Regions from separate parts of the Homo sapiens genome. Here region 2 is linked to region 1. A link is a loop called in an ENCODE intact Hi-C map of the cell type or tissue named here. Cell type or tissue: ovary. All regions are shown on one strand. Links, peaks and the distances in the headings refer to the core of each region. The heading gives the core; the rest is flanking DNA.

Region 1 (13,598 bases), core at 3,364-11,363:
TATTGTAAGTACTTACTAGGTGCCAGGTCTTATAAATAAGCCCATGTGGTTCCAGCCTCATGGAGTTCACAGTAAGGAAGGTAGGAATTAAAGAATTCATTTAATTACAGTTTTGAGAAGTACAATGTACTTCTCAAAGGGAGTGTTACAGGAGAACTTAACACCAAAAGGTCAGGGACATTGAAGCCAAGATATGAAGAATGCGAGGGCGTGAACCAGGCAAGTGCAGTGAGGAAGAACCTTCCAAGCTAGGGATCAGCGAACTATTTTTTTTTTTTTGAGACAGTCTTACTCTATGCCCAAGCTGGAGTATAATGGCATGATCTCAGCTTACTGCAGCCTTCACCTCCCAGGTTCAAGTGATTCTTGTGCCTCAGCCTCCTGAGTAGCTGGGATTACAGGCATGTGCCACCACGCCTGGCTAATTTTTGTATCTTTTAGTAGAGACAGAGTTTTGCCATTTTGGCCAGGCTGTTCTTGAATTCCTGGTCTCAAGTGATCCTCCCACCTCCCACCTCAGCCTCCCAAAGTGCTGGAATTACATGTGTGAGCCACCGCACCTGGCCCCAACTTTTTCTACAAAGGGCCAGATAGTAAAAACATTAGGCTTTGTGGGCCAGATGGTCTGTTGCAATTACTCAACTCAGCTTTGCTGTTATAGGGGAAAAGCAGCCACAAACAATATGTAAATGAATGGGCTGTGTTCCAACAAAACTTTACTTACAAATACAAGTGGCTGGCTGGATTCGGCCTGTGGGCCATAGTTTGCCAACCCCTGTTCCAGGTGGAGGGTAGAGTGCACCTCAGTAATGAGACAAGAATAAGCCTGGCTAGTTCAGAAACCCAGAGAATGCCAGTGAGCTAGAGGGAAGGGACAAAGATGGGCTGGGAAAGCAGGGGAAGGAGACAGATCACACAGGGCCTTTGAGGCCTAATCAAGGAATTTGGTTTCTAGAAGTTTTTAGTTTTAGAGACAAGATCTTGCTCTGTCACCCAGGCTTGAGTGCATTGGCACGTTCATAGCTCACTGCGGCCTTGACCTCCTGGGCGATTCTCCTGCCTTAGCCTTTTGAGTAGCTGAAACTACAGGCATGCGCCACCACTCTTGGCTAATTTTTTACATTTTTGTAGAGACAGGGTCTCGCTATGTTGCCCAGGCTGGTTTCGAACTCCTGGGCTCAAGCAATCTCCCTGCCTCAGCCTCCCAAGTAGCTGTGACTACAGGCACATGCCACCATGCCTGCCTAATTAATTTTTTTTCTTTTTTTAGAGATGGGGTGTCTGGCTGGAAGTAGTGGCTCACACCTATAATCCCAGCACTTTGGGAAGCCAAGGCAGATGGATCACTTGAGGTCAAGAGTTCAAGACCAGCCTGGGCAACAGGGTGAAACCCCATCTCTACAAAAAAAAAAAAAAAAAAAAAAAAATTAGCTGGGCACAGTGGCTCATGCCTGTAATCCCAGCACTTTGGGAGGCTGAGGCAGGCAGATCACCTAAGGTCAGGAGTTCGAGACCAGCCTGACCAACATGGTGAAACCCCATCTCTACTCATAATATAAAAATTAGCTGGGTGTGGTGGCGTGCACCTATAATCTCAGCTACTCGGGAGGCTGAGGCACAAGAATTGCTTGAACCCAGGAAGTGGAGATTGCAGTGAGCCTAGATTGCACCATCATACTCCAGCCTGTGCGACAGAGTGAGACTCTGTCTCAATGAAAGGGAAGGGAAGGGAAGGGGTGGGGAGGGGAGGGGAGGGGTCTTACTCTGTTACCCAGGCTGGTCTTAAACTCCTAGCTTCAAGGGATCCTCCAGCCTCAGCCTCCTGAGTAGCTAGGATTATAGGCATACCACACCAGTTAGAAGAATTGTTAAGAAGGGAAATGGCGGTGTGGTGGCTCACGCCTGTAATCCCAACACTTTGGGAGGCCAAGGCAGGTGGATCACTTGAGCTCAGGAGTTTGAGACCAGCCTGGGCAACACGGCAAAACCCTGTCTCTACGTAAAAGACAAAATTAGCTGGGCGTGGTGGTATGCACCTGTAGTCCCAGCTACTCAGGAAGCTGAGGTGGGAGGATCACTTGCGCCCAGAAGGCAGAGGTTGCAGGGAGCTGAGATCGCACCACTGTACTCCAGCCTGGCTGCAGAGCAAGACCCTGTCTCAAAAAAAAAAGGGAAACAGTAGCATGATCCCAAACCCTAATAATAATTGTCATATTGCACACATACAGTGTATTTAGTTTAACATACATTTTCTCTCTAAATCTTTACAAAAACCCTGTGAGATGGTGTATGAGTACAGATTTGGCTGCTATAACAGAGACACCCAAAATAGCTGTGGCTTAGTCAAGATGGCAGTGTATTTCTCTGTAGTGGAAACACCGGAGCTGGTGTGGCATCTCTGCTCCCCAACTTGTCAGAGGTCTGGTTTCTTCTATGTGACTTCCCTGCTGTCCCCAACATGGGACTTCTGCTTGTGGGCCAAGATGGCTGCTCCAGCTTTCCCCATCATGTGGCCCCCAGTCTAGCCAGCAGGAAGGAGGAAAGGGGAGGAGAGGGCTTGGTTCTGCCCCTTAAGGACACGTGTGGAGGTGGCACACAGAACTTCCATGCATATCTTGTAGCCACACCCAGCAGAGAGAAGTGCTAGGAAGGACCGACCACCCGTCACTGGGGCTGTGTTATGCTCCACATTCTACCCCACAGCCTCTCTGGGGAGAGCAGACATGGGGGTAGCCAGGCTGCACTGCCACAGGCCCTTCTGTTTCTATCCCCCACCACTGATGAAAGGTTCAAGGCCCTGGGAAACTATTCACAGCCCCCTCCCTGGTGCTGGGTTGGGCACTTCTCACTGAATTTGTCCTTTAAAGCATTCACCTGACTTTGTGGATAACATTCACCTGACTTTGTGGATAACATATGTGTGTGTGATTTGTGTGGTCTTGAGGGGTCTGGCTCCTCCACAAGAAAAGGGGGACCTTGTCTCTTTCAGCCTGCCACTGTGTCCCCAGTGAGCCTGTCCAAAAGAGGGGCATGATGTATACTTGTTGAGTGGACAGAGGACCAGCTGCTGAGCCCTCGGGCAGGGAGGTTACTAGTAAGGTGGGAGGGGCATCATCTAGGAATAGGCAGAGGGACACAGGTGGCCCTGCTGGTCTCATTCAGGTGCTAGAACCAGCTTGGGGCTTCACCTTGGACTGACCTGGGCTCAAATGCCATTTTTGCCAGGTGGGCAAATTTCATGTCATTGAACCTCAGTGTACAGTGAGGGGAGACACCAATCAGGCACGTGTGGGGAGTCTACAGGGAGAGCTCTGACTGCCGATCATATTCCCAGCGCCTGGTGCCTAAAGCCTTGCCTGCAGGATGGGCTTGCCCCAAAGGCACTGCCTCCCTGCCCCCAGTGTGCAGGAAGTGAGCAGATGCCCGGCGGGCCTGCTGCCAGCTGACCCAAGCCCAAGATGGTGGCGTGAGCAGCCATAGCACCGCTGTGCTCAGAGGGAGACTCTAGTGTAGTGAGAAGCCTTGAGAGCTTCTTTACAAAACTGTCTCATCCTCCACCCCCATTCCTGTTCTAGAATCCACCCAAGGCAGGGGACAAGCCAGACATGGGCCCTCAAGAAAGAGCCCGGTGGCAATCCCTGCAGCCTGTGTTCATCGCACACCTTCATGCACCCCACTAAGTGTCTCTGCCAGCTGGGCCTCCCCTGCTGTGTCCCCAGGAGGAGCATCGCCGCTGTCCCAGTCCTCCCCTGTGGCCTCAATCCAACAAGCTTGTACCCTTCACTCGTGCAAGGAAATAGAAAGTGGTGGCCAAGAACGTGGGCTCAAGGTCAGACAAACCTGGCTTCAGGCCCCAGTTCAGCTGGGCAACCCCAGACAGATGAAGCCACCTCCTTGAGCCTCAGTTGTCTTGTCTGTAATCAGGCTGTCCCTGACCTCCATTGTGGGGTTGGGGGTGTGATTAGAGAGATATAACCCAGGTGGCATGCCTGGCCCTGAGGGAGGATGCAGTGGTGCCAGCCTCTGGTGACTGTCAGTGGATATGGAGAGTTGCTTTTTTTTTTGAGATGGAATCTCACTCTGTCACCCAAGTAAAAGTGCAGTGGTATGATATCTCCGCTCACTGCAATCTCTACTTCCTGTATTCAAGTGATTCTCCTGCCTCAGCCTCCCGAGTAGCTGGGATTACAGGCATGCACCACCACACCCAGCTAATTTTTGTATTTTTAGAAGAGACGGGATTTCATCATGTTAGCCAGGCTGGTCTCAAACTCCTGACCTCAGGTGACCCACCCACCTCAGCCTCCCTAAGTGTTGGGATTACAGGCGTGAGCCACTGTGCCCGGCTGGGCATGGAGGTATTAACGGAGCCCTTTCTCTTCCTGGCTTAGGTGGAAAAGGAGAACTTTGTGATCCAAGAACTGAAAAACCACCTGCACCAGGTGCTCAAGTTCTCAGAGAACAGCCTCGTTCGCACTAAGCAGGAGGCTGAGAAGCAGCAGAAGGCCGATTTCCGGGCATCACAGGCCAGGGTGGCCAAGATCCAGCAGGAGATCCTGCAGCTGCAGTCACAGTTTTACAACCTGGTCATGGAGAACCGGGAGGCAGAGCAGGCGCTGAGGAAGGTGCCCCGGGAAGCAGCGAGGATGGGCCGAGGGGGCCCCTGGTGGGGGGGATGGGTGGGACTGTTCCATCACTCCTGGAGGTCCAGCAGTGTTGGGCAGGGCAGGACTGCACCAGCTACTCAGGAAGTGGCTTGGTGGAGGGGAAGGGCACAGGAGCAGGGAAGGCCCAAATCCAAGCCAGTGTCTCCTGGGAGGCAGGAAGGGGCAGCACACAGGCCTGGGGACAGGGGACAAACTGGGATCCTGTCCCAGCATTGCTGCATGCCAGCTTTGTGACCTTGGGCAAGTTCCTCAACTCCTGAGACCCCACAGGGATAATACCCACATCGTCAGAGGCTGGGTGCCCTGCAAAGGAATGAAGAAGTAGCATGTAAAGCTCAGGCTAATTACTCAACTCCTGCCCAGCTGCCGATTTCACACCTCAGAAATGAAAATGCTAACATTGGTCTTAATGGTTGTTACATGAGAATTACATGAGATGGTAGTGAGAGAGCTGGTGCATAGTAAGTGTTCAATAAATATCATTTCTGACCGGGTAAGGTGGCTCATGCCTGTAATCCCAACACTTTGGGAGGCTGAGGTGGGAGGATCGCTTGAACCCAGGAGGCGGAGGCTGCAGTGAGCTGTGATTGCACCACTGCACTCCAGCCTGGGCAACAGCAAGACCCTGTCTGTACAAAGAATAAAAGATAAATTAGTCAGGCGCTGTGATGTGTGCCTATAGTCCCAGCTACTTGGGAGGCTGAGGCAGGAGGATCACTTTAGCCCAGGAGTTTGGAGGCTGCAGTGAACTATAACTGTGCCACTGCATTCCAGCCAGGTCAACAGAGTGAAACCTTGCCTCTTAAAAAAAAAAACCCAAAACCTTCATTTGCCTTCTCCTTCATCATCTCAGCCAAGACCCAGGCCTAGCACACACCCAACTTCCAAATCTCTTTCCTTGTAAAAGGCACCCTTTTTAATACTTGTCTCCAGTCTCTTAGTGTCACACTCTTGAGCATCTGATGGAAGCCACGGGCCTCTCCCCCAGAAAGAAGGCACAGATGCACTTACACATCCTAGTGGACAGTTCCCTGGGGAGCCCAGTCCCCCTGAAGCCGGCCTACCCATGGTGCCCAAGCTAAGGGCTCTTGCTCTGTAGGATTAGGGGGTTTATTTATTTATTTATTTATTTATTTATGTTTGAGACAGGGTCTCACTCTGTCACCCATGCCAGAGTGCAGTGGCGTGATCATAGCTCACTTCAGCCTCCAACTCCTGGGCTCAAGTGATCCTCCCATCTCAGCCCTCATGGGTCGCTGGGGCATGTCACCACGTCTGGCTAATTACAAATTATTATTATTGGCTGGGAGCAGTGGCTCACGCCTGTAATCCCAGCACTTTGGGAGGCTGAGGCAGACGGATCTCCTGAGGTCAGGAGTTCGAGACCAGCCTGGCCAATGTGGTGAAACCCTGTCTCTACTAAAAATACAAAATTAGCCGGGCGTGGTGGCATGCACCTGTAATCCCAGCTACTTGGGAGGCTGAGGCATGAGAATTGCTTGAACTCAGGAGGCGGGGGTTGCGGTGAACCGAGATCACACCACTGCACTCCAGCCTGGGTGACAGAGCGAAACTCCATCTCAAAAGAAAAAAAAAAAGTATCATTTTTTGTGGAGACAGGGTTTTGCTCTGTTGCCCAGGCTGATCTAGAACTTGTGGCCTCAAGCAATTCTCCCATTCCCACCGTGGCCTCCCAAATGGTTGGGATGAGCCACTGGCCCAGCCTGCTTATTTTTAATTTAGGTGAAACTTACATAACATAAAACCATTTTAAAATGAGCAATTCAGTGGCATTTAGTATATTCACGATGTTGTGCCACCCCCACTTCCACCACTTCTATCTAGTTCCAAAACATTATCACCTCAAAATAAAACTCCATATCCATTAAGAAGTTACTCCCCATTCCCTTATTCCCCCTGTCCCTGGCAATCACTAATGTGCTTTCTGTCTCTGTGGATTCACCTATTCTAGACACTTCATATGAATGGAATCTTCTGTGGCCGTTGTGTCTGGCATGTTTTACTTAGCACTGTGTTTTCAAGGTTCACCCATGTTGTAGCATGGATCAGTGCTTCACTGCTTTTTATGGTGGAAATAATCTTTTAAAAACAAGATTAGATCATGTCCCTCCACTGCATCTAAATCACCCAGTGGCTTCACCTCACCCTTTCCTGAGAATACAGCCTCCTCTTGCTGACACTCCCTCTGTGACACAGCCTTTTCCTTGGACCTTGTTGGGGACCACTTTCCTCCTCGCCACTCCCTTCCAGTCACACTGGCTTGATTTCTGTCCTTTAATTTTTTTTTTAATTTTTATTTTTTGAGACAGTCTTGCTCTGTCACCCAGGCTGGAGTGTGGTGGCATGATCTCAGCTCACTGCAAACTCTGCCTCCTGGGTTCAAGTGATTCTCCTGCCTCAGCCTCCTGAGTAGCTGAGATTACAGGTGTGCATCACCATGCCTGGCTAATTTTTGTATCTTTAGTAGAGATGGGGTTTTGGCATGTTGGCCAGGCTGGTCTCAAACTCCTGGCCTCAAGTGACCCGCCTGCCTCAGCCTCCCAAAGCGCTGGGATTACAGGCGTAAGCCACCACGCCAGGCTGATTTCTGTCCTTTAAACAGCACAAGCTTGTTCCTACCTCAGGGCCTTTGCACCTGCTGCTTTCTCTGCCTAGGATGTCCTGGAACCAGGCTGCTGGCATCAAATTCAGGCTCTGCCACCCATTAGCTCTGTCACCTTGGGCAAGTAAGATAGCATGTCTGAGCCTCAGTTCTCTCCCCTGTGAAATGGAGAAAAGGGAACCTCCTTGTTCAATAGGCGAGGCATGTCAAGCACCTGCCAGAGCCTAGTGATGCAGAGAGTGCTCAGTGCTGTTGATTGTTAATATATTCCATCAAACAATGACAAATTGGATCTTTTCTAGAAGAAATATAAAGTGGAAACGGAAATCGAGAACTGGATCCAGAAATATGATACAGAGATGGGTGAGAAGCAGGTATTTGTCGCTGAATAAGTCTCTCTCGCATGCTTTTCCCAAGACCTTCTAGGAATGGGATGAATGGGAAAAGTAGCCTTGGGATGGTCCATGGAGTGGGCAAACTTCTGAGCCTCTCTGCAGGGAGCACTTCCCTTTGTTTAAAGGGTTTGTCCAGCCTGGGGCAGAGTGAGAGGTGGGAAAGAAAAGAGCCAGAAGCTGCAAGGCCAGGTGCTGTGGCTCATGCCTGTAATCCCAGCACGTTGGGAGGCTGAGGTGGGAGGATCGCTTGAGCTCAGTAATTCAAGACCGGCCTGGGCAACAGAGCAAGACTCCATCTCTATTAATTTAAAAAAAAAAAAAAAAAAAAAGCGACTGGCTAGAAGGGCCTGACACTCTGACACTGGGCCTAATGATCATGGCTCCATCTAGTGTCCACATCCCATACTCCTCTGGATGGGCTCCTGCCAGCACCCCTACAAGGTGGGGCTCCTTCCCACAGACTCAGATGGGAGCCTGCCTCCACTGCATCACTCAGTCACTCAGCCAGTTTTTATTGAGCACCTGAGATGTGCCAGCTGTGTGGCCTTAAGCAAGGTACTTGACCTTCCCAAGCCCGTTTCTGCATCTGATTAGCAAAGGCAGTAATTCCCATTTTGGGACCATGGCGGGGATTCGGTGAGACACCATGGCTGCAAGTGTGTGTGCCCAGCACAGGGTCTGGCCTGGAGGGAAGTGCTCAGGGGGTGGTAACCTTCAAATCGAGACACGCCCAAACCCTTCACCCAGCACTGGGATAACATTGGTGGCCCATGGCTCCAACCCAGGGGCCAGGGAGGACTGGGGAGCACTGGAGAGCACTGGAGGTAATATGCGCTGGAGTGAGCCAAAGCCAGGTGTGCTCTTCAGAGAAGGGCAAGTCAGAACCTTGTCCTGGGCAACCATCAGGGCCTGGAGAGGGGAGCTTTGCAGGCGGGGGCTCTCATTTCTCTGGGTCCCATGAGGGTTGTGGGTTGGTTGCGGGCAGGGACTTTGTCCACCCAGCTCTGTGTCCTCTGGCAGTGCTCTGCTTTTTGTAGATGCTGGGAAAACATCAGTGGAAGGAAGGAAAACGGGTGTAAATGACAGCAGGAGAGGCTATGGTTAGACATAAGGAAGAACTCTGGGACTCCGTTTGAGGCCTGAGAAAGTTCCTTCTCCTCTGGTGTCTTGTGGAACAGACTGCTTTCATGGCAGCAGCCTCCATTTCTTGTGTCCCCACTGTGTGCCTGGCATCATGTCCAGTACATTGTGTCCATCGGGTCATTTAATCCTAGAAACAGCCCCTGGCTTCGGAATCGTCCCCATGTTTCAGATGAGGAAAAACGAAGGCCCGAAAGGTGAAGTCAGTTGAGGTGTGGCAGAGCTGGGACTTAAAACTAAGTCTGCCCAACTCACAAGCCCATGTTCTTTTCCTGTTCCTGAAATTATTTCAGTTGGGTCCTTCCTAGAGCTAGGATGGAGCCCATCCCCTCTCCCCATCCATGTCACTGGGACCGAGAGATGCTGAACAGCTTAGCTTAGGGGCATCGCTGGGGCAGAAGACCATTTGGGAAGGGTAAGGGGGCCTCAGGGAGGAGGGTGGGAGGAGGCACTCTATGTGTGGTGACCCCAGCCCCACCCCTCACCCCAGGAGGAGTTGGAGGATCTGGACGCTGTTCACAGGGAGGAGAAGATCTCGCTGGAGGAGCTCAGGCGGAGGCACAAAGTGCTGGTGGGAGAGTTTGCGCAGATCCGGGAAGAGCGGGAGATCAACTCCAAGAAAAGGATGGAGGCAGAGCAGGAGATGGTGCGCATGGTACGGGCGGCCACGCTCATCCAGGCCCTATGGAAGGGCTATCTGGTGCGCTCCCTGCTCAGATCCAAGAAGAAGCGGGGCAAGGGCAAAGCAAAGGACAAGGAGAAGGGCAAGCAGAAAGGCAAGGAGAAGGGCAAGGGCAAGAAATGAGCTCTCCACCCAGCCCGCTCCTGACCCTTATCTTCCCAGAGACCAGGCCAGGAAGGCCCGAGATGGAGAGCACTAAATTCACGGCTTTCATGTTTTTATTTAATAAATTAAAAAGTATTTGAAGCCACATTGAAGGGAACGCTCTACGAATAAATCTCTTTACCCAGGGCTGTGGGCTGTGTGTGTCCAGCTCACAGATGGTGTTTCCATGAGGAGCGTGCAGCCTGGGGTGTCAGCCCAGAGATTATGGTTCCTTACTTCAGCCTTAGTGGGAAACCAGACCCCAGCTGCAGCCCGGAAGCTGCCATGGCCATGATGGACACATCACTCACCAGGGCAGCGGGGTGTGGGTCACAGCTGCCCATAGGGGGCAAAGAAGCAGGCAGGGAACTCCAGGAGGAGCGGGGCCTCAGGTTTCAGGCTGCCCCTAACCCTGTTCTGGGATTAATTTGCTTGCAACTTCCCCTGCTCTAGCACTGTGAAAGCTCAGAGGGAGTCCTGAGGTCACAGCAGCCCTCAGCCTCACATTCCAGGGAGCTGAACAATTATTTAAAACAACTTTTTTTTTTTAAAGTAAAAAATTTTTAGGCCAGGAGTGGTTACTCACACCTCTAATCGCAGCACTTTGGGAGGCTGAGGCAGGCAGATCACTTGAGCTCAGGAGTTTGAGACCAGCTTGGGAAACATGGCAAAACCCCATGTTTTATTTTTTGTCTCTACAAAAAATTAAAAAATTAGCCAGGCATGGTGGCACACGGCAGTAGTCCCAGCTACTTGGGAGGCTGAGGTAGGAGGATCACTGGAGTCTGGGAGGGTCGAGATTGCAGCGAGCTGAGATTGTGCCACTGCACTCCAGCCTGAGTGACACAGGAAGACCCTGTCTCAAAAAAAAAAAAAAAAAAAAAAAAGGGTAGGTAGAGACAGGGTCTCACTATGTTGCCCAGGCTGGTCTTGAACTCCTGGCCTCAAGCGATCCTCCTGCCTGGGCCCCCCAAAGTGCTGGGATTACGGGCATGAGCCATCACCCCCGGCCTGAACAATTATCTTTAAATTATTTGTCAGCATTTAAAAAACTGAGGGCTACCATGTAGAAATCCAACACTCTCCCTTTTCTGGAAAAAAATCTAATCATCCAGATATCCCAGGTCTGCATATCTCCTAGGGCTCAGCAGCAGCAGCCCCCATTAGATGGTAAAGTAAGTCGCCCCCATCCTCACCACCCCCAACTGCCTTACATACACCACAGCCTGGTGTCCGTTGCCCTTTAGTGTCACCTTGGGCTACTGCCAGATTTTACTGTAGTTGGGAGGAGGAAAGAGGTTTGTTTTTTTTTTTTTTAGACAGAGTCTTGCTCTGTTGCTCAGGCTGCAGTGCACTGGTTGGATCTCAGCTTACTACTGCCTCTGCCTCCCAGTTTCAAGCGATTCTCCTGCCTCAGCCTCCCGAGTAGCTGGGATTACAGGCATGCGCCATCATGCCTGGCTAATTTTTGTATTTTTAGTAGAAACAGCGTTTTGCCATGTTTACCAGGCTAGTCTCAAGCTCCTAACCTCAAGTGATCCACCCACCTTGGCCTCCCAAAGTGCTGGGATTACAGGCATGAGTCACCATGCCCAGCCAGGAAAGAGAGGTTATTTCTGGCCTATGTCTGTGGAAACAAAGGGGAAGATGGGAAGGCAAAAGAGAGATGGATGTTTCAGGAAAAACTGAGGTGGGCGTGAGTAACTAATTGTTAGTGAAAGTTCCAGGAAGCTTAAACATTCTATATGTTTAAAATGCACATTGCAGCTGGGCGAGGTGGCTCACACCTGTAATCTCAGCACTTTGGGAGGCTGAAGCGGGAGGATCACTTCAGGCCAGGAGTTTGAGACCAGCCTGTACAACATAGTGAGACTCATGTCTCTTTTTTTTCCCTTTTTTTCTTGTTTCTTACTGGAAGGAATGAAATCCCTCTCTATAAATTTTTTTTTTTTTTTTTGAGACAGAGTCTCGCTCTGTTGCCCAGGCTGGAGTGCAGTGGCACGATCTCGGCTCACTGCAAGCTCCGCCTCCTGGGTTCACGCCATTCTCCTGCCTCAGCCTCCCATGTAGCTGGGACTACAGGCGCCTGCCACCGCGCCCGGCTAATTTTTTGTATTTTTAGTAGAGACAGGGTTTCACTGTGTTAGCCAGGATGGTCTCGATCTCCTGACCTCGTGATCCGCCCGCCTCGGCCTCCTAAAGTGCTGGGATTACAGGCATGAACCACCGCGCCCAGTCCAAAAAAATTTTTAAAAGAAGTTAGCCAGGCATGGTGGTGCATGCATGTAGTCCCCGCCACTCAGGAGGCTGAGGGGGAGGATGGCTTGAGCCGGGAGGTCAAGTCAGCAGTGAGCTATGATCGCACCACTGCACTCCAGGGTGGGCAAGGAAACGAGGCCCCGTGTCTTAAAAAACAAAACAAAACAAAAAAAAGAAACACCAAAAACAAACAAACATACAAACAAACAAACAAAAAACAAAGCATGTTTGCATGAGAGCACAGCTGGCCTGCCTGACCCCACAGGTGTTTCTGTGTGTCACTGGTCCTGGGCACTGCAGGTCTCCCTCCCCAGCAGTGTCCACTCTTCCCTGCCCCAAGGCAGACGTACCAACCAGATGATGTGGCTTCCAACTGGACTCCCTAAAATCCTGGTGCCTCCTGGAGGTGCCTTACAGGAAGACGGGGGCAAGGAGAGGCCCAGAGCCCAGCCCACACTGCCCAATCTGGGTGCAATTCCATCTGCGCAAAGGCTTTGTTGCTTTTCCTAAGTCCTGGGCTGCATCCTAAGTGCTCTGCAGACACACATGTCACTGTCTGGCTTTCTTGGACCCTCCACTTGGCAAAGTCCTAGCCATTGTGTTTTATTTCCCACCTTAACACACACACACACACACACACACACACACAAACAAACTTAAAAACAAAACTAAAAAAATACTATTGTCTGTACTCTGAGCTAAGGAAGAGCCGGCCAACCACAAGTTAGTGGCATTAGCCAGAAGCCGACGGGAGGAAGAGTCCAGCGCTTCCCGAAGCCCCAGATTCCCAAACTTCAGTTACCCACTCACCGCTGTCATGTTGCCTGCCACATCCTTGTACTATCTGTTGTATTTAACTTTGTTATTTAAATCAACTCAGGCCTAACAATGGCCTTTACCCTGAGGGGGAAAAAAAGTGACATTCATGGCTTTGATGAGCTGATCTATTTAGTACATGAAAATAAATTCAGAAGCATATTAAGATGAAACAGTGTTCACTCACAAATCTCCCAGTTGCCGTTGTGTTCCCCAGGCTTCACAGACAGCCTGGAAAAACTCCTCTAGGGCTTGCAGACTTAGCTGGAAACTAATCCTGAGCAGGAAGCTTGGCTTGAAGGGATAAGAGGGGACCCTCCAGGTTGGCAATCACGCCGTTTATTCGCACTTGGCAGCAAGACAATGGATGATGTGGGAGGTGCCAGGCCCCTGGGTTGGCACTAATTTGGAGTATGGTTGAGACAGGGCTGGAGAGAGGCATCTTAGAGGTGGCCCCCAAATCCGCAATCGGGAGAAAAAGGCAAGAATCGACTAGAGATTGTCAGGATAAAGGGAGGCACTGCCCACCCCTGCTATGTCTGTCTGCCCCCACAGGGGCTTCTTTAATACCTGGGGTTCCCTGGGTGATGAATGTCCTCCTACCCTGGCAAGGGGCCATACCTGTCGCCGTGGCCCCATAGGCAACCCTGATGAAAGAGTATCATTTCCAAGGGGGCTTTGGTTTCTGGGTGGCCCCACCTCGTCGTGGGGTAGATGGCACTGAAATGCTAACTGAGCGAGCCCTGGAAGTCACCAGGGGGCTCCGGAAGGTCACCCCTGACGTGGAAGGCCTGAGATCCTGAGGCCCATTTGTGTGGGGGGCACTGGTGGCTGGATGACCAGTGCTGGGGACATTCAGGTGGGTGAGGGAA
Region 2 (16,764 bases), core at 4,215-12,214, 710 kb before region 1:
CCCAGATCTCTACGGGACTGTGGCCCAAGAAAAAATTAAGAACCTTTCCCAACACTCCACGGTCACCATAGTTCATTCATTTGATCCACAGCACTATTATCAAGGGCCTGACGTGAGCCAGGGGTGGTGGTAGGCCTGGGAGAGGTTGCTCACGTGGGCCCCTCTTTCTGGTGGGGTAGACAGGCCATGGACCTCTGAATAAACATGCAGGACCAGGTCATGAAGACAAAGCTGCGAGTTGGGGGTGGAGGTGGGGCACTTAGGCTGTGTGGTCAGGGAAGGCCTCTCTAAGGAGGTGACAGTTGAGGCCACACCTGCTTGGCCAGAAGTCAGCTGCACAGAGATCTGGGAGGGAGGTAGTTGGGGAGGAGGGACCATGTGCAGAGGGTCTGAGGCAGGGGCCATAAGGTGGGAATGAGCTTAGTACGTTTGAAAAGCTAAGAGGCCACTGTGGCAGGGGCGGCGTGGGGTGGCGGTTCAGGGTGCAGGATGAGGAGAGAGGTGTGCAGGGCAGGATCTTCTAGGCCATTTTACTGCTCAGCCTAAAGGCAGTGGGAGACCATTAGGGGGCTGTGAGCACACTGGCTTCTACTCCAGCCTCTGCAGCTGCTGGTGTGGAGAGGGGACGATGGCTGGGGGCAGGGGGCAGGTAGGAGACCCTTGAGTCATCCAGGCTTGGCCAGTTGGGGAGAAGGTGGGGAGAACAGGGCTGAACCGAAAGCTGTTTGGACAGAGACTCAACATCCTATTCAGACAGAGAAGGGAGATATGCCTTCCTGCTGGATCCTAAGTACAAGGACAGATTGATACTCTCTAGCAGGAGGGGAGTTAGGGCTGTGGAGAGCAAAACAGCCTGGGATTGGCACCATCCCAAAGGGCAAATTTTGCACCAGCTATAAGTTCTTCTTTTTTCTTGAGACGGAGTCTCACTCTGTCGCCCAGGCTGGAGTGCAGTGGCGCGATCTCGGCTCACTGCAAGCTCCGCCTCCCAGGTTCACGCCATTCTCCTGCCTCAGCTTCCAGAGTAGCTGGGACTACAGGCGCCCGCCACCAAGCCCGGCTAATTTTTCGTATTTTTAGTAGAGACGGGGTTTCACCGTGTTAGCCAGGATGGTCTCGATCTCCTGACCCCGTGATCCGCCCGCCTTAGCCTCCCAAAGTGCTGGGATTACAGGCGTGAGCCACCATGCTCAGCCTAAGTTCTAATCCAGAAGCTCTGTGGCTTTGCATTAGATGATGCATCCTGATGCATGGTGCCTAGGATGGCCTTCAGCTAAAGTGAAGCAGATGCAGTAGGTGTTAGTAGCTTGAGAAGGTATCCTCTGTTCCCTTCATAATGCCCCACATCCTAGGCCCTTCCTGGTCAGGGGCTGTGTACTCATTTAACTTAAAATTGGCTCTGCAGGTTCAGTGGTCCGTGTTTCTCTTTCACGCGATATAAGATTCTATGAAATTTCACTTTGCACGTGTACTGTATTATGTTCTGGACATCATTGTGTGCATGCATATGTGAATATTGCCTCCAAGAATTGTTCCTACGAAGCTCTGTGTGCTGTATTTTATGGGAGATTTAAGGGATTTTCAAGGGTAATTTTGCTAATACACCAGTTCTGCCTTGAGGGACCAATGTTAGAACCTAGCTTTAGATGCAACTCCACTAGGATTTAGAATATTTTTCAGGAACATACAAACTAAACCCAACTCTCTCTGCAAGCCAGACCTAAGGGCCTTACTTTGCCTGAACATGCTTATAAACAATGGAAAATTCCGTGTCCCTTGAATGACATCTAGGTCAAGGCCTACCTGTGGCTTAAGAGAGCGTCCAAGGGCTGAGTCTCTGACCACCAGCTGCTGCCTGGGCACGGTGTGAGCCATTTCAGGGAAAAACCATCCTCTGTCCTCTAGACCAGCTAGCCCCACTCCCCGGGGAACAATCAGGCTCCCATCTGCGAGCCAGGGCTCTGCTCTGGTGAAGGGCAAGGATTCGGGTGAGTATTTCTCGGGACAGAGAGATGAGCCATGTTGTCTTCTCTCTTAGGGTCACGTCGTGGACGGCCACAAGCTGGAAGTGAGGATCTCGGAACGAGCCACTAAGTGAGTCTTCAGTGTCCTCATTTCCTTTCCTACGAGCTGGGGCTTCCTGTGCTTGGTGCCGGCCACCCTGGAGGCTGTCTCACAACCCTTCAATGTCCTTTCCACCTATCCCTTTACCATTTAGGACTCTTCCTAATTAAGATGCCTAATTATGTTGGCATTTACCAAGTCCGACCCTGATTTTCCCAGTGAACTACAACAGTGTTAGTCCTTTGGGTGAATGTTTAATGCACAGGGGCTTTTTTTTTTCTTTTTTTTTTTAATAAGAAAAGGAACAAGTGCAGGAGAAACAGGCAAACAACACTCATCTTGGGATAAATAAACCAAGGAAGAGCTGGAGGTTGCTGGTGCTGTGGATGAACCAGAAGAAGCTGTAAAACCTAGACATTCAGCTTTATGGGACGTGCTTTCTTAGAGCTGAATGGCAGTGCCTACGATGGCCTCCAGTTAATGGGAAAGAGATTCCGTAGGTGTTAGAGATGGAGGCAGACCAATTTGCCCAATGACCAGTATACTGAAGTAGGGGGATTGTTTGGAGATTTATCTTTGCACCTCCATTTCTACCTGCTTGTATATCTAAATGAACTATTACACCCGACGTGCCTCCAACAGTGTCCGGCACATAACAGGTGCCCAGCGTAAGCCATTATTGTCATTATCATCTACTTGCATCGGGTGATAAAATGAATGCCTCTAACAGCCCTAGAGCTGGTTTCAGATATTTATTTGGTAGTTTTCAACAAGTTGGTAATTTGTTGTGGTCATCCGGCAAATTAGCTTCCAGCGAATTGACCTTTCTTTTTCCTTCTTTCTTTGTTGTTAATGCTTCCTGTGAGTCCAGCTTGGGCCAGCTCTGGTGTTTTTCACCCATTGTGGTCTGTGCTATGTTAAGCATCCTTGGAGGGAAGATGGCTTGGTACAGAGGCCCTCAGAAGTCTAGTGGGGGTTCCTGAGCTGCCAGTATAACAGAAGGAGCTCAGGCTTTGAGCCCCACACCTGTAGTTTCTAATTCAGGAGCTCTGTGACCTTGCATGGGTGACTTTGCCTCTGAAGTGAAACGTGCTAAGTAGAGGTTGTGTGTTAAGCATCCAGCACTTGCAGTGCCCATGAGCACTGAGCCAGCAGTTTCTTTCCAGTACCCTATCTCCAGAGAGCCAGCCTGAATTCAGCCTTGCAAGGTCTCACTTCCTAGCCAGTGTTCATGGAACCATTGTTTTACTCAAGAAAAAATTACAGCAAGCCCACTGTGTACCACATCCTCCTTCTAGGCATGGGGGATAGTGTTTCCTTGGGAGTTTACACCCTAGGGCAGTGCTGTTCCATAGAAGCTTCTGCAGCAATGGAAATGTTCCACATCTCTTCTGTCCAATATGGTAGTCAATTGCCACACATGGCTATTTAGCTCTTGAGATATGGCAAGTGCAACTGTTTTAGCTATCTATTGCTGCATCACAAAGTATCCCAGAACTTAAAGGCTGAAAAGAAAACATTATCTCATAGTTTCATGGGTCAGGAATTCAGGAGCAGCTTAGCTGGGAATTCTGGCTCAGGGTCTCTCATGAGGTTACAGTCAGGATGTCGGCTAGGGCAGCAGTCATCTGAAGGCTCAGCTGGGGCTGGTAGATCTGTCATTAAGATGATACACTCACATGGCTGCTGGCAGGGGTCCTCAGTTCCTCACCTTGGGGATCTCTTTCTGGGACCGCTTGAGTGTCCCCATGGCATGGCAGCGGGTCTCTCCAGAGTGAGTGATCCAAGAATGGGGAAGAAGGAGGCCACAATGTCTTCTACAACCTAGTCTTAGAATTCACACACCATCCCTCTGCTGTATGCTGCTTGTCACCCAGACCTGCCCTGATACAGCATGGGAAGGGATTACCCAGGGCATGAACACCAAGAGCCAGGAATCACTGGGCACCATCTTGGAGCCTGATACCCCAGCAACCGAGGAAGTGAATTTGTAGTTTTGCTGCTTCTATTTTTTTGAGACGGAGTCTCACCCTGTCACCCAGGCTGGACTGCAGTGGTGTGATCTTAGCTCACTGCAACCTCCGCCTCCTGGGTTCAAGCAATTCTCGTGCCTCAGCCTCCCAAGTAACTGGGATTACAGGCGCCTGCCACCACACCTGGCTAATTTTTGTATTTTCAGTAGAGACAGGGTTTCACTATGTTGGCCAGGCTGGTCTTGAACTCCTGACCTCAGGTGATCCACCTAAGCCTCCCAAAGTGTTGGGATTACAGGTGTGAGCCACCATGCCCAGCCTAGTTTTGCTTCATTTTAATTTAGATTCAACTAGCCACATGTGGCTGGTGGCTGCCATATGAGACAGCATAGCCCCAGAATGACAAGACAAAAAAAAGAAAAGAAACATGATTAAATGTATAATGTACTAGCACAGGGATCAGTGCCAGGAAGAGAAATGAAGCTGGGGGCTGTGGGTGAGGGGGCTGCCATTTTAATGGAGACAGGGAAGGCCTGTGAGGAGGTGACGTGGAGCAGGCCTGAAGGAGGTAAGTCCTAACATGGTCATTATCATAACAGCTGCTGTTTATTGAATGTTTACCACATTCTGGGTCCAGTGCTGAGTCTGCTTATTAAATCTTCAAACAATCAAATTAGGTGGGCCTATCATTACACCCATTCTACAGTGGAAGAAATGGAGGCCCAGAGCGGCCATGTTACTTGCCCAAGATCGCAGAGATCCTAAGTGTCGGATTTGGCATTCACACCCAGCTTGTTAACTCCCAGCCTTGCTCACTTCCCTACCCTGTTTTGGTGGAGTGGGAGGTTTCCCTGGGAGAGCAGGGAGACAGGCCAGGTAGCACTGCATTGGGGATGGCCTTGAACCTGGGCTGAGAGTGTCCTTGCTCGCCACCTGGTCCATCTGCATGGTTAGGCCCCCGCATGTTCCTCCTCGGGTTATTGATGAAGTGTCACAAGACCTTTGGAAACCAACTGGGGTCTTTCTTTGCAACTGGAGAGAAAGACACAATGGAGATTGGGTTTGGTGAGAAACCAGCCCCACCCTTAGCGGGGCTCCTTAAGTCCCTGGTGGCCCCGGAGTCTCTCAAATGAAGGTCAGCAGCCACCCAAGCACGGATGTGTCCCCCTGACGTCTGCAGCTGTTTTGGGTCCTATCACCTGGTGGGAGACGGCCTTCCTCTCCTTTCACGTTGGTCCCGCACCCCACGCACACTCCTTGAATCCATCACCTGAATATTCTGATGGAGGCGTAGTGGAGTCAATGTTGGGCAGGAGCTGCTGAAGCTCCGAATAACTTGGACCCTCTCCCCCCACCACTCCAGGCCAGCCGTGACATTGGCTCGGAAGAAACAAGTTCCCAGAAAGCAGACCACCTCCAAGATCCTGGTGCGGAACATCCCCTTCCAGGCCCACAGCCGGGAGATCCGAGAGCTCTTCAGGTGAGAACTTCAGGTTTAGTCCAGGGGACTGGCGTGTGGGCGGGGAGCCTGCCCGAGTCTCAGGGAAGATGGCCTTTGGGTCCTGGATGGTTCCGTTGCAGGCCGGCACAGTGGTCTTTCAAAGGTCATCTTTTGGCTGCTTTTGATTTATCTCCCTTAATCTCAGATGTGGCTCCCCAGAGCACTGTGCAGGAAAAAAGTCAAAACAGCCAGGCTTCCCCCTCTCCGAGGCAGATGGAGAAAGGGCAGGCAGGCTTCCCTGTCCCCATCCACAACGTGCAAGAGGGGCAGGGGCCCCAGTGGCTAAAACCCAGCCCTACCCATGATCTGCTTGAAATTTCCTCCATCCAGGCTACCCCTTTGGTTTAAGGTGCTGGTTTTCCACCTTAGCCACACATTCCAGCCACCTGGCAATGGCTAAAATACACCTTTCCCGAGGCTGCACCCCCAGAGAGTTGGATTCCATTTTTCAACAGTGGGGTCTAGACATCGGTGTTTTGCTAAAAGCTCCCCAGGGGATCCTAATGTCCAGCCGGGGTTGGGGACCAGTGGCCTAAATGACTCTATGGAAATGAAGGCGAATTACCTGCACACATAAAGCAGTCCGTCAGCACCTGCTTGCACAGGGGTGGAAAATGCAGCTGTCGCAGGGACCCAGCCGGTAACGGCAGCAGGCTGGGTGGGGACTGAGCAGCAGGCGGGCCTCTCTCTGGTCATCCAGCTGGGATGCCATGCAGGAACTCAGGCTTCGTAAGACCAGTTCCCATGTTTTGAAAGAGAAACCAGCCATGTGGATTCTTAAGGAGAATTCATCAGCAACTAATTCACTTTTTAAAAACAAAACAAGTCTGGCCTGCCCCAGGGCCCCTAGTTGGTGATCCCTACGCTGCCATGTTACAGTGTTTGGCTTTTCAGATTAGGTAGGCACCACCCAGCACCAAGCCATGAATGAAAGAAACGTCCTCATATCAGGGCCTAAGGGGAATGCTTGAAGCCAAGGCCCCCCCACCCAAGGCATGGGCAGGGTAATAGAGAGACCATCTAGCTCTCAGAATGCAAAGGCAGATGAAGTCAGCTTCACCTAAACACATTGTTGAGGCTTCGGTGGGATCCAGGACTGCTCGGGGGACCTGCAGCACCATGGCCTGCGCGTGGGTGAACATTTAGGATTCTAGACACTAGGTCTCGTTCGTTCATTCTACACTTGCACAAGGGTCCAAGAGTGAAGCCTCTGTTAGAGTTGCCAGTTAGCATCTTGCAAGGTAATCTGTGGTTACAAAATCAGCCTTGTGTTTTGGAGATGAGAAACAATTATCTTTGTGTGGCATCTACCTTCTTTGCTCTCACTCTGTAGTTTGAAGAATAAGAAGTCATGTGGGGAACTTCAGATATCTTTGTCCTCCTTTTCCCCTCTGTTTGTTCTAAATCATACACTAGTATTCAGTTCATAAACAGATGTGGTGTGTGGTGAGCTGGGATCTGAGGCAGAGACCAATCCTGCCAGTATCTGGGAAGCAGGATCTTAGCTATGATCTCCGGGTATCCTGCACAGCAGGAATAGCCTGGCGAGATGGGGTCATGACCTGGGGGGAGGTTTCCCATTTCCCTAAACCTCGACTGATCAGTCGTCCCTCCAGGAAGGTACATATCCTTAGCCTCTCGGTATGTCTGCTTGTTTAAACATGCTCTGCTTTTTAAAAGGAGTCCAACTTAAGAACTGCCAGATTAAAACGGGCTTGCTAAGAAGAGCGCATGTTGATCGGGAAATAATATCCCGCTGAAATGACAGTTTCACTTGGTTCTGCAGTATATTTAGGATGACACTTATCCGGGGAAACAAAAGACCACAAGGGAAGAGAGAGCACTTTGTGTGATCTCATGTATTATATTTATTTTTAGAAGACAGGGAATTAGTGTCCACTGAACATAATTACATGTGGTGACTCTTCTCCTTGCCATTGTTCTGATGAGAGTTTTCTTAAAACCCTGGAAACGTAAGACCTTCTTGGAGGGCCGTACCTGCTATTGTTGTTCACTCCGGCTGGGGATGTAAGGCAGTTCCTCGTTGCAGACAGCAGGGGTCGCTGTGAGCCTTCTCAGGGACTTCAAGATTGTCCAGGGAAGCCCCAGACAGGATTTCAGACAAAGCCACTGGCCGGTAAAGGTCATTAGCCAGGGGGAGGTTTCAGGGTTTCGGGGAACCAAGCTGGTCCATTTGGGCAGGCAGGTTCTATGGGTTTCTCCTACCAGGTGTAGTAAAAATCACAACTCCCTTTTATTACACGCTTGCTGTGTGCGGGGCTCTGAGCTTGAATGCCTTCCCGTGCAGAATCACCTCTTTTAAGCCGCACAGCAGCCCTGCGAGGGATGGATGCTGTCATTCCTTTTGCACCCAGACAGAAACTGGAGATGGAAACTAGGGAGATGGAGTGTCCTGCCTGGGACCATGCCGCTGAATGGGGATTTGGATCTAAGTCAGCCTAACCCAGAGCCCCGGCTTGGAGCCACTCCTCTCTGCTGCCTGTTTTCTTGGGTCTAGAAGGAACTGTCTTCCTCCAGATCATTCCAGTGGGACCAAATGACAGCGAGTGTGTCATTTATACCAGGCACTGTGCTAGGCACGAGGCATGTAGCCATTTCAGGAGAGACTCAGGTCTCTCTGTGGGGGACCAGAGAGGAAACTGACAGGGACAGCCAGTGGGACAGGTGTGCAGGTGAGAGTGCAGGGCTCCGGAGAGCATTCTCTGGGCAGGGCCTCAAGCTACCCCGCCTGCTGGAGGGGAGAGAAGGCAGCCTCCTAGCCCGAGGCAGCAGTGCCTGGGGCCCTTCCCGGAGGCCACCAGCCTTCCACTCGGGCCTCAGTGCACCACACTCCAGCCCCTTAACTAACCAGCCTTGGGTTAAACCAGACAGGCATCAGGAGGCACTGCATTTCCATGTTTCTGTGGGATCACTGTCTAGGGTGACTCAAGGATTATGCTTTTGGAAACTCAGAGAGAGGCACAGCAGTGGATTTGCAGACAGCGATTCTCGTCTTCTCTGTGGCTCTCTTTTCGGACTTCAGTTTCCCCTGGCATAAACTAGTGGTAGTAACACTAGTGATAACATACACTAATTTGTGATGATGCTGTGGTAATACGTGTGAGTGTTGATTTCTTTCTCATGTCCCCGGCCCCGTGCGCTGCAGTGCCTCATGTTTCTGGGGGCCCATTCATCACCGTGGCCCGGTAAAGTAGTTTCATGTCTCTGTTTCTCAGTGAAGAAACCAGCTCCAGAGCCCAAATTCCACCCACTGGGTCATCAGATGCCTCAGGCCACCACGCTGCTCATCGGCCTCAAGGACTATAAGGATTAAATGAGATTGTACAAATGAGGCACTTAATCCAGCCCCTGGCAGAGTAACAGGTAGTTAATAAATGTTGACTGTGGTGTTCAACAGCACCAAACCAGTGGAGCCAGGATTTGAACCCAGGGTTTGAATCTGAGTTTATAGACAGAACCCAGGTCCACAACGGCAGTGCTGAAGCCTTGAAGGTCCTGGGCAGCGTTTTCCTGGTTTTTTTGTTTGTTTGTTTTGTTTTTGTTTTTTCTTCTGTAAAGGAAGGCTGTAATCCTGTAATCCTCTATTTCTGCCCCATTCGTCTGTGTTCTGGGGTAGAGAGTCAGGAAGGACCTTGAGGGACAGGCTGAGCCAGCTCCCCTTTATCCCCCAAAAGGAAATGTGGAAGACACACAAATAGGGGTGTCCCAGACTGTGCAAGTATGCATGTACACACAAACTTCTCACCCCACCACTCAAACAAGGACGGAAATGGCCAGTGGTCAGCTCACCCGGCAGGTGCCCAGAGTCTTAGGTTAGTATGGATCTAAAAGAAGGAAGGAAGGAAGTGGAGACTGGGCTTCCCACCCCCCCCACCGCCACCCCATCTGGGTTTGCTCTGGAGTAGGTATGTTGCACATGTGTGTTTTGCCATGTTGTTTATTTTCCTCTTTCCCTGTCTCCACCAGGAAGTGCCCAGGGCAGAGAGGCAGTTCAGGGCCTGGATCGGGCCTGAGTGTATACATGCAAATGAAGCTTACACTTGGGGCTCTCCTGCTGATACACAGCAGCTGTATGCAGAGCTCAAGCGTTTGGTGGAGAGGGTCTTATTTCCACCCCCATTTCAAAAGCTGGAAGTGGTGTTAAAAACAGAGCTGGCTAATACAGGCATCGGGGAGGCATGGGACATGGGGTGAACCACGTGCCACGCAGTCTTTGTATCAGTTCGTCCACACAGCAGCCCAACATGGTAAGACTGTTGTTAAACCTGCCTTCTATATGAAGAAACTAGGGTACAGACAGTAACGGTGCTATTCCTAGATGGACCCTCGGCTTGCCCATTTCTGTCATAGTCCATGGGGCAGCCTTGTTTGAGCCACCTGGGTTCTGGCAGGCAGTACCCCCCATCTTCCAGGAAGGAGGTTCTGCAAACAGGATTGGCCTCACACTTGGTTAAATGCACTGCTGTCACCATCTTGAAATTCTTAGTAATGTGTGAACAAGGGGTCCTGGATTTTTCTTTTGCGCCAGGCCCTGCCAACTATATAGCCAGTTCTGCCTGTGAACCAGTAGAAGAATCGGGAAGTTTGGAGCCTGGGTGTAGTGGCCATTGGCCAGGCTTAGTTTGCTCGCCTGCAGGGTGGGAATGAAGAGTGTGTCTGCCTCCCCTGCCTCCCTGCCCAGGCGGTGAAAGGCTCAGGGAGAGGGTGGGTGGACAGGCTGACTAAAGGAGGGAGGTGTTTATGGGAGCATGTCTGTCACTGTCATGATCATCACTAAGGCCCTCTGTGGAAACTGCTAAGGAGCGCGTTTCAGACCTGCCTCTCTGAGGATGGCGTGGGAATGTCTAGGCAGCTCTGAAGTCCAGGCCAGGTCAAGTCATGGTGAAGAGTCAGTTCTGGTGATAAATCTGTGGATTCAATGCACTTCTCTCCCTTCCTATGCTATGTCATGTTAGCTCTCCGGGCCTCAGTTTTCCTCATCTGTAAAATGGGGATGAAAAGCCCTGCCTGACAGCTGGGTGATAAAAGATGAGTCAAGTATGTGAGACGCCTAGCGTAGTGCCGGGCTCATGAAAAGCTCCCAGCCAGCGTAGCTGTTATTACTGTGTTTCCTTCTGGTGGTCTGCCACGTCAGGAACACTGTTTGGGGTTAGGTTTAGGAAGACAGTCAAGTGGGTCTGGAGGTGAGAAGGAAGGCTTGGGTGGCTCACGCTTAGCCTGTCCATATACACAGTACTCCAGAGTCCCCCGGCTCACTTTCCACCTGTGAGCTTCCGCTGTCTTCTCTGTGGGAAGCTGACATCCACAGGTTCACAGTCAAGACCCGATTTCGCTTTCTTCCTTCACCGCTCCCTCCCTTCCTTTTTACCGACAGGTGGTTCACGTTGCCTTCCAGCCATTGGAGTCAGGTGGACATTTGTGAGAGAGTTACCTTCTTGGTTGGGGCTTTGGGCAATTAGCTTTTCCTTGAGCTTGGCCCCTGAGAGAAAATCGCCCGCATGGCCATCACCAGGGTAGCAAATGCTAAAAGTCTGTTCCCGCACTTTGGGAGGCCAAAGCAGGAGGATCCTTTGAAGCTAGGAGTTCGAGACTATGCTGGACAACATAGCAAGACCCCATCTCTACAACAAATACAAAAATTAGCTGAACTGTGTGGCACTCCTATAGTCCCAGTTACTCAGGAGGCTGAGGCAGGAAAATTGTTTGAGTCTGGGAGTCTGAGTTTGCAGTGAGCTATAATCAGGCCACTGCACCCCAGCCTGTGCAACAGAGTGAGACCTTCTCTCTAAAAAAATAGAATAAAATGAGGCCTTCAGCACACGCCAGCACACTCTTCCACTGACTAACTCCTGACCCCTGTCCAGGGTAGCTCAGCCTGTCCTGCGGTCCTGCAGTCCCGTTACCATTGCACCCCAGCTGCCTCAGCTCCCCTTGGAACTGCTCCATGTGGTTGCTTAGTGTACTGACCCCCAACCCCCGAATATAAGCTGGGACACTCTGACTGGCTCACTGTCATGTCCACAGGTGCCTGCTACATAGCTGGTGCTGTGATAATGTTTGTGGAGTGCATACCCACTATGTGAAGCCTGTCTCAATACAATCCTGGTAGAAACGCGAAGTGTAAGGCACAGAGAGGTTCAGCAGTCTGCCCCAGGTCACACAGCTCTGAGGCTGGTCACACAGACCAGCACAACCAGCTCTCCCTCCAGAGCTTCACTTATCGCCCTGGAACTCCTGCCATGGGTCAGGGATGTCTGGTGAGAGCAGGCAGCAATTGCAGGCTGGCAGATGGAGAGCTACTTTTCTCCTTTTATCTCAGCATCTTTTTTTTTTTTTTTTTTTTTTTTTTTTTTGCTATTTTCTTCCTTGAGGTGTGAACCACCTGCTAGGGTGTGAATGGGCGAGAGTTCACAACAGGTGTCTGGAGATCTTAATTACAAGGCTTGCATCTCCTGTCCACCCCACACCTGTTGTGCCTGCTTTGTGGGCAACGTCTGTCCATCCCTGGCCTCCTGGCCTTCTCATTTCCTCTTGCAGTGGCCGTGACAGTGGAAGGAGGGCCGAGGACAGCTTGCTCACTCATGCTCCCCACACACACCTCCCTTGTCTCCCCCACACAGGCATGGGGTCACTGCCCGATTGACTCCTGGTTGTCAGCAGTACTTTTCCAAAAGCTTCCAGCCCTTTGAGCCCTTTCATCTGCTAGGGCAGAGACACAGAGCAGGATGGGGGAAGACTTCCCATTCTCCAGGCTTTCCCTGAAGAAACTCTGCAAAAATCAGGCTCAGGCAGCTCCTGAGAGCCAGCCAGGCAGGATGGGTTGAGTGAGGTGTGTGGGGTGGGAGAAAACCCTTAGCCAAGTTCTCAAAGGGATGGGTGAGGAGGATGAGGCTGACCCCAGGTGTCTCTCCTCTGCACAGGTCGTCTCCTCCCAAATCCACTTCCCCAGAGAGGCCCTAGGTCAGGGGGCATCACAGCCACTGACCACTGACCAACTCCAGCTATGCTTGCTCATTATTGCCTGGTGCTTTGGGGCTTCCGCAGCAGAGTTAAGAGCTTGCAACCTCATCCATATGACCTCATCCTACCTTGATGAGGTATTTCCAAATATCGATGCTCTGGCCCTGGCTGGGAAAAGTTTGCCAACCCCTGGACTCAGTTAAACACAAGGCCTAAGTGGGGATTTGGCACGTCCTCACAGAGCACTGGGAACCTGAAGTCAGAAAACGGGGTTTGTGGCCTTCTAGTTTCAGTTACACAGATAAGGTATTTTTTTCCTCCCCTTATAAAACATACAGGGGTTACAAATAAAGCTAAGTCCTGTTGACCCCCTCGGAGGGCTGGCCGCGAGGACCGGGTCATTTCCCCACTCTGCCCTGTTTTCCTATCAGGATATTCCCACTCTTCCTACTTTGCTGTGGTTTGAAAGGACGGAATGAATGCGTGCTTTCATTCCTTCAGTGTGCATGGGGTGCCTCCTGTCTCCTCTGCACCACGGGAGATGCAGATTTATTCCCCTGGCATTCCTCTGGCGTTGATGGAGCCTCTCTCTGTACCAGGTGCATTGCTCGGCACTGGGAAGGTGGCTGTGAACAAGGCAAAGTTCCTGCCCTCGTGGCTCTTATGTTCTAATGGTGGTTGGCAGTAGGGGCAGTAAACAAATGAACAAATAAATTCCGTGACATGGTGGCATGAGCGTTCTGAAGACAGTTAAAGCAAGAGTTAGGAGGGATGAGAATAAGACCAGTACCAGTTTCTGTGGCTGCCATGACAACATGCCACAATGGGGGTCTTAAACAGCAGACATGTATTCTCACAGTTCCAGAAGCCAGAAGTCCCAGTTCAAGGTGTGGGCAGGGCCATGCTGCCTCCGAAGGCTGCAGGGGGGATCCTTCCTCGCTTCCTCCCGCTCCTGGAAGCTGCTGCCAATCCCTGCTATTGCTTGGCATGGGGCTGTGTCAGTCCCGTCTCTGCCTCTGTCGTCTCTGGCGTTCTTCCTTCTGTGCCTTCTCCCGATAAGGACACCGGGCATTGCATCGAGGACCCACACTAATCCATATGACCCCATCTGATCTTGATCACATCTGTAGAGGTCCTATTTCTAAGTAAGGTCACATTACAGGTTTCAAGTACACATCATTTGGGAGACATCCAGTACAGGGAATCTTAGACTGGGCAGTTAGGTAAGGCTCCTCCAAGCAGGGGACATTTGCGTGGAGACCTGGGTTGTGAAGGAGTGAGCACGTGCAGATCCAGAGACAGTAAATGCCGAGCCCCGACGAGGCAGGACCAGCCTTGCCCCGTGTGATTGCCAGCTAGCATGCGTGCAGAAAAGTGCACAGATCCTAAGCGGACAGTATGGCAGGTGGTCACAAATTCAGCACCACTGTGTAACCAGCACCTGGCTCAAGAGGCAGAGCATTTCCAGCTAGCCCCTGCCCAGCGCCTCCTGCCAGTCACTACCTGCCCCCCACCAAGAGCAGCCACTCTCTTAACTTCGAAAAACATATATTAGTGTTGCCTGTTTTTGTACTTTCTGTAAATGGAACTGGAACATATATTCTCATTTGTGTCTGGCTTCTTTGATCATCATTCTATTTCTGGGATCCGCACTTGCTATGTTGCAGTTGTAATCCATTCATTGTTGTGACCATCTAGAATTCCATTGTGTGAATATGTTGCAATATACTTACCCATTTTACCAATGAGCATTTGGGTAGTTGGCAGGGTTTGGGCTATTTCAAATACTGCTCCTGTGAGCATTTCTTTGGCATCCACATGCATGTGTCCCTGTAGAGTGTATGTGTAGGTATGGAATTGCAGGGCCACAGGGTATGCATATCTCAGCTTTAGTAGATATTTATTTCCAGGCAGGTTTCCAAAGTGGTTGTATCAGTTTGCGCTTCCTTCCACGGTCAGTTTATGGTGTTCTGGTGCGCCTCATCCTCGTCCACACTTGGTGTTGTCTGTCTTTTCCTTAGCCATTCTGGTAGGTGGATAATGGCTACAGTGGTATTACTGTATTATGGTTCTAATCTGTGCTTCCCTGATAGTTCAGGAAGTCAAATATTTTCTCCTATGTTTATGAGCCATTTGGATATCTATTGTCTCTTGTGGGATGTCTGTTCAAGTCTTTTGCCCACTTTTTAAAAACTGGCTTGTATGATTTTTAAATTTATTTTTCTTTTCAATTTTCTAATTACTTTTTATTTAACTTTCTGTATTCTGGACTGTGTGATTGCAGTGTCTCCCATTCTGTGGGTTGCTTTCACCTTCTTGGTGGTATCCTTTGATGAACAGAGGCTCTTCACTTAGATATTGTCACTGTCATTCTTTCTCCTTCCTGGTTATAACTTTTTGTGTCTGCTAAGAGATCCTTGCCTCCTCTGAGCTCATGAAGGTGGCCACCTATATTTTTCTCTAAAAGGAAAGGCTTCTCTTTGACCCTTCACATCAAGGTATGCAATCCATCTGGCATTGATTTTTGTATATGGCGTGAGGTGCAGACCAAGGAGCATTTTTTTTCCACTTGGATATTCAATTGGCCCAATATCATTTATTGCAAAGACCATTCTTTCCCCTCCCTCTGCAGCATTGATTTTGTCATAGATCAGGTGACTGTGTGTGAGGGTCTGCTTCTGACTCTAATCTGCTCCCCGGGTCTATTTGTCTGCCCCCATGCCAATACCAACCTGTGTTAATTACCAAGGCTTTGTAATAGACTTGATATCCAGTGGCTTTGTTCTTTCTCGTGATTGCCTGGCTGGGGTTGGCCATTAGCACTTCAGGTCTTTGGGCTTTCTTGACTTACATTTGTAAAAGATCTTGTAAGGAGAAAAGTCTCTCAGGGGGACTAGCAGGTGTGAGGAGACCCAAGAGGGGGTTTTTGCTTCACCTGGGCCATAGCTGACTGCGGCTTGGACCAGGCGTCAGCCACGGAAGTGGGATGCCAGGTCAGTTTGGGAATATGTTTGATGGTGGCTTTGGTGAGGACTATGGCAGAGAGAGGGATTGCAGATGACACCTATATTTAGGTCCTAAGCAGCTAGCTGGATGATTGGCCACATTCGGGGACGGGAAAGTCTGAGAGAGCTGCCATCTTGGTGGAATGTGCATCCCTCACAGCCCCGCTCCACACACACACATCCTCTCCTCACCTGTCATACAGCACAAATAACCACTGGCCACAGTCGTGATGCCAAGGTTGTGTGCCTCAACCCATCTGGCCGTGTGTCTATGTGTGTTTGGGGGCTTCTGTGAGCATTCCTGTTGGGATCCATGCATGTCAGCCTCAGCACCAGCATTTGAGTATTGATGGTCCTCGCTGCTGCATTCTCTGCCTATGTGAGCAAGGCACCATTAACGATACCTCCCGATGTCTGCACAGCACCTTACCCAAGGGCCTGCCGGGGCCTGAAGTGCTTTTGTGCTCAGGATTTCATTCATTCCCCCGCCAAGAAGCCTGGGGAACTGAAGCGCACAAGTCAGATGGCTTCCCAGCTATAAAACCCTGCACAAGTGGCAAAGCCGTATTTGCACTCACAGATACTCTTCCTGTGCTGTCTTTCCTATTATGAATTCAAGGGAAAGAGTTTTTTTTAACTCTTTCATGTGCCCATTCAGCAACATATCTGCTGAGCCCTTACAACATGCCTATCTTCAGCAAGCATCACCCCTGAGGTTTTACTGTCCACTGTGCTTATCAAGGGCAGTCCACAAATAACCACGTGCTTATTGGGAGCTCAGTGCTCTACCTCCTACCCTCAGAATAACCACAGTCTAAGGAAGTGATGAGCCACCTGGAAGATGAGCACAGGTACCAGGCAGTGACTACAAAATGCCAGGGAATCAGTTCCACTAAGGGAATGGCCCCAAGACAGAATGTAGGAGTCCTTGCCTCATATCTTTTTATTTCAAAAAAAAGATCTTGAGTTCTTAGTGGACTCCAGGGTTCACATTAACCAGCTGTGGGATGTAGCTCAACAGAATCCCATGGTCCGGATCCCAGAGGTCTCAACTCCTCTATGGCATGACCACATCTTAAATCTGTCTTTTAACGGGTAAAGTGAGTAAGTATGTCCTCTTATTTTAGGAGGGAGAGACAGGAACTACCCAGATTATATCAAGATAGAAGATCTGATATAGGGTTGGCCAGCCTACAAAAGGAATGCCCAAGAGGAATATTCAGGGCTCTGACTCACAGCA

What was found. A loop is a pair of places that touch in the nucleus more often than their neighbours do. Peaks named below come from ENCODE experiments on the same cell type or tissue, not always from the same donor. Only the 100,000 strongest peaks of a DNase experiment are listed, where the experiment ranks them.
Region 2: a loop joins it to region 1, with 2.5 times the contacts of the local background. A loop is called at or near these places in 10 of 110 quality-filtered maps.

Annotation. Positions count from the first base shown.
Region 1 is chr12:113,191,607-113,205,204 of GRCh38, reverse strand. DRC10 (dynein regulatory complex subunit 10) reads left to right here. Exons shown (of 5, transcript NM_001330452.2): 3 at 4,392-4,625; 4 at 7,593-7,664; 5 at 9,316-9,759. The coding sequence ends at 9,630. It overlaps RITA1 (RBPJ interacting and tubulin associated 1), which reads right to left. Exons shown (of 4, transcript NM_032848.3): 4 at 12,837-13,598. The coding sequence ends at 13,388. Among named protein-coding and RNA genes, the nearest start is that of RITA1, 13 kb to the right of the region's middle. RefSeq lists enhancers at 506-575, 2,254-3,145, 13,060-13,598 and a silencer at 10,807-11,101. In ovary, for the core only: a CTCF peak has its summit at 8,129; a DNase peak (open chromatin) is centred at 8,084; H3K27ac peaks cover 2,444 bases.
Region 2 is chr12:113,903,722-113,920,485 of GRCh38, reverse strand. RBM19 (RNA binding motif protein 19) reads left to right here. Exons shown (of 24, transcript NM_016196.4): 20 at 2,039-2,094; 21 at 5,401-5,517. Among named protein-coding and RNA genes, the nearest start is that of RBM19, 54 kb to the left of the region's middle. RefSeq lists an enhancer at 9,582-10,082. In ovary, for the core only: a CTCF peak has its summit at 7,581 (motif pointing right); a DNase peak (open chromatin) is centred at 7,590.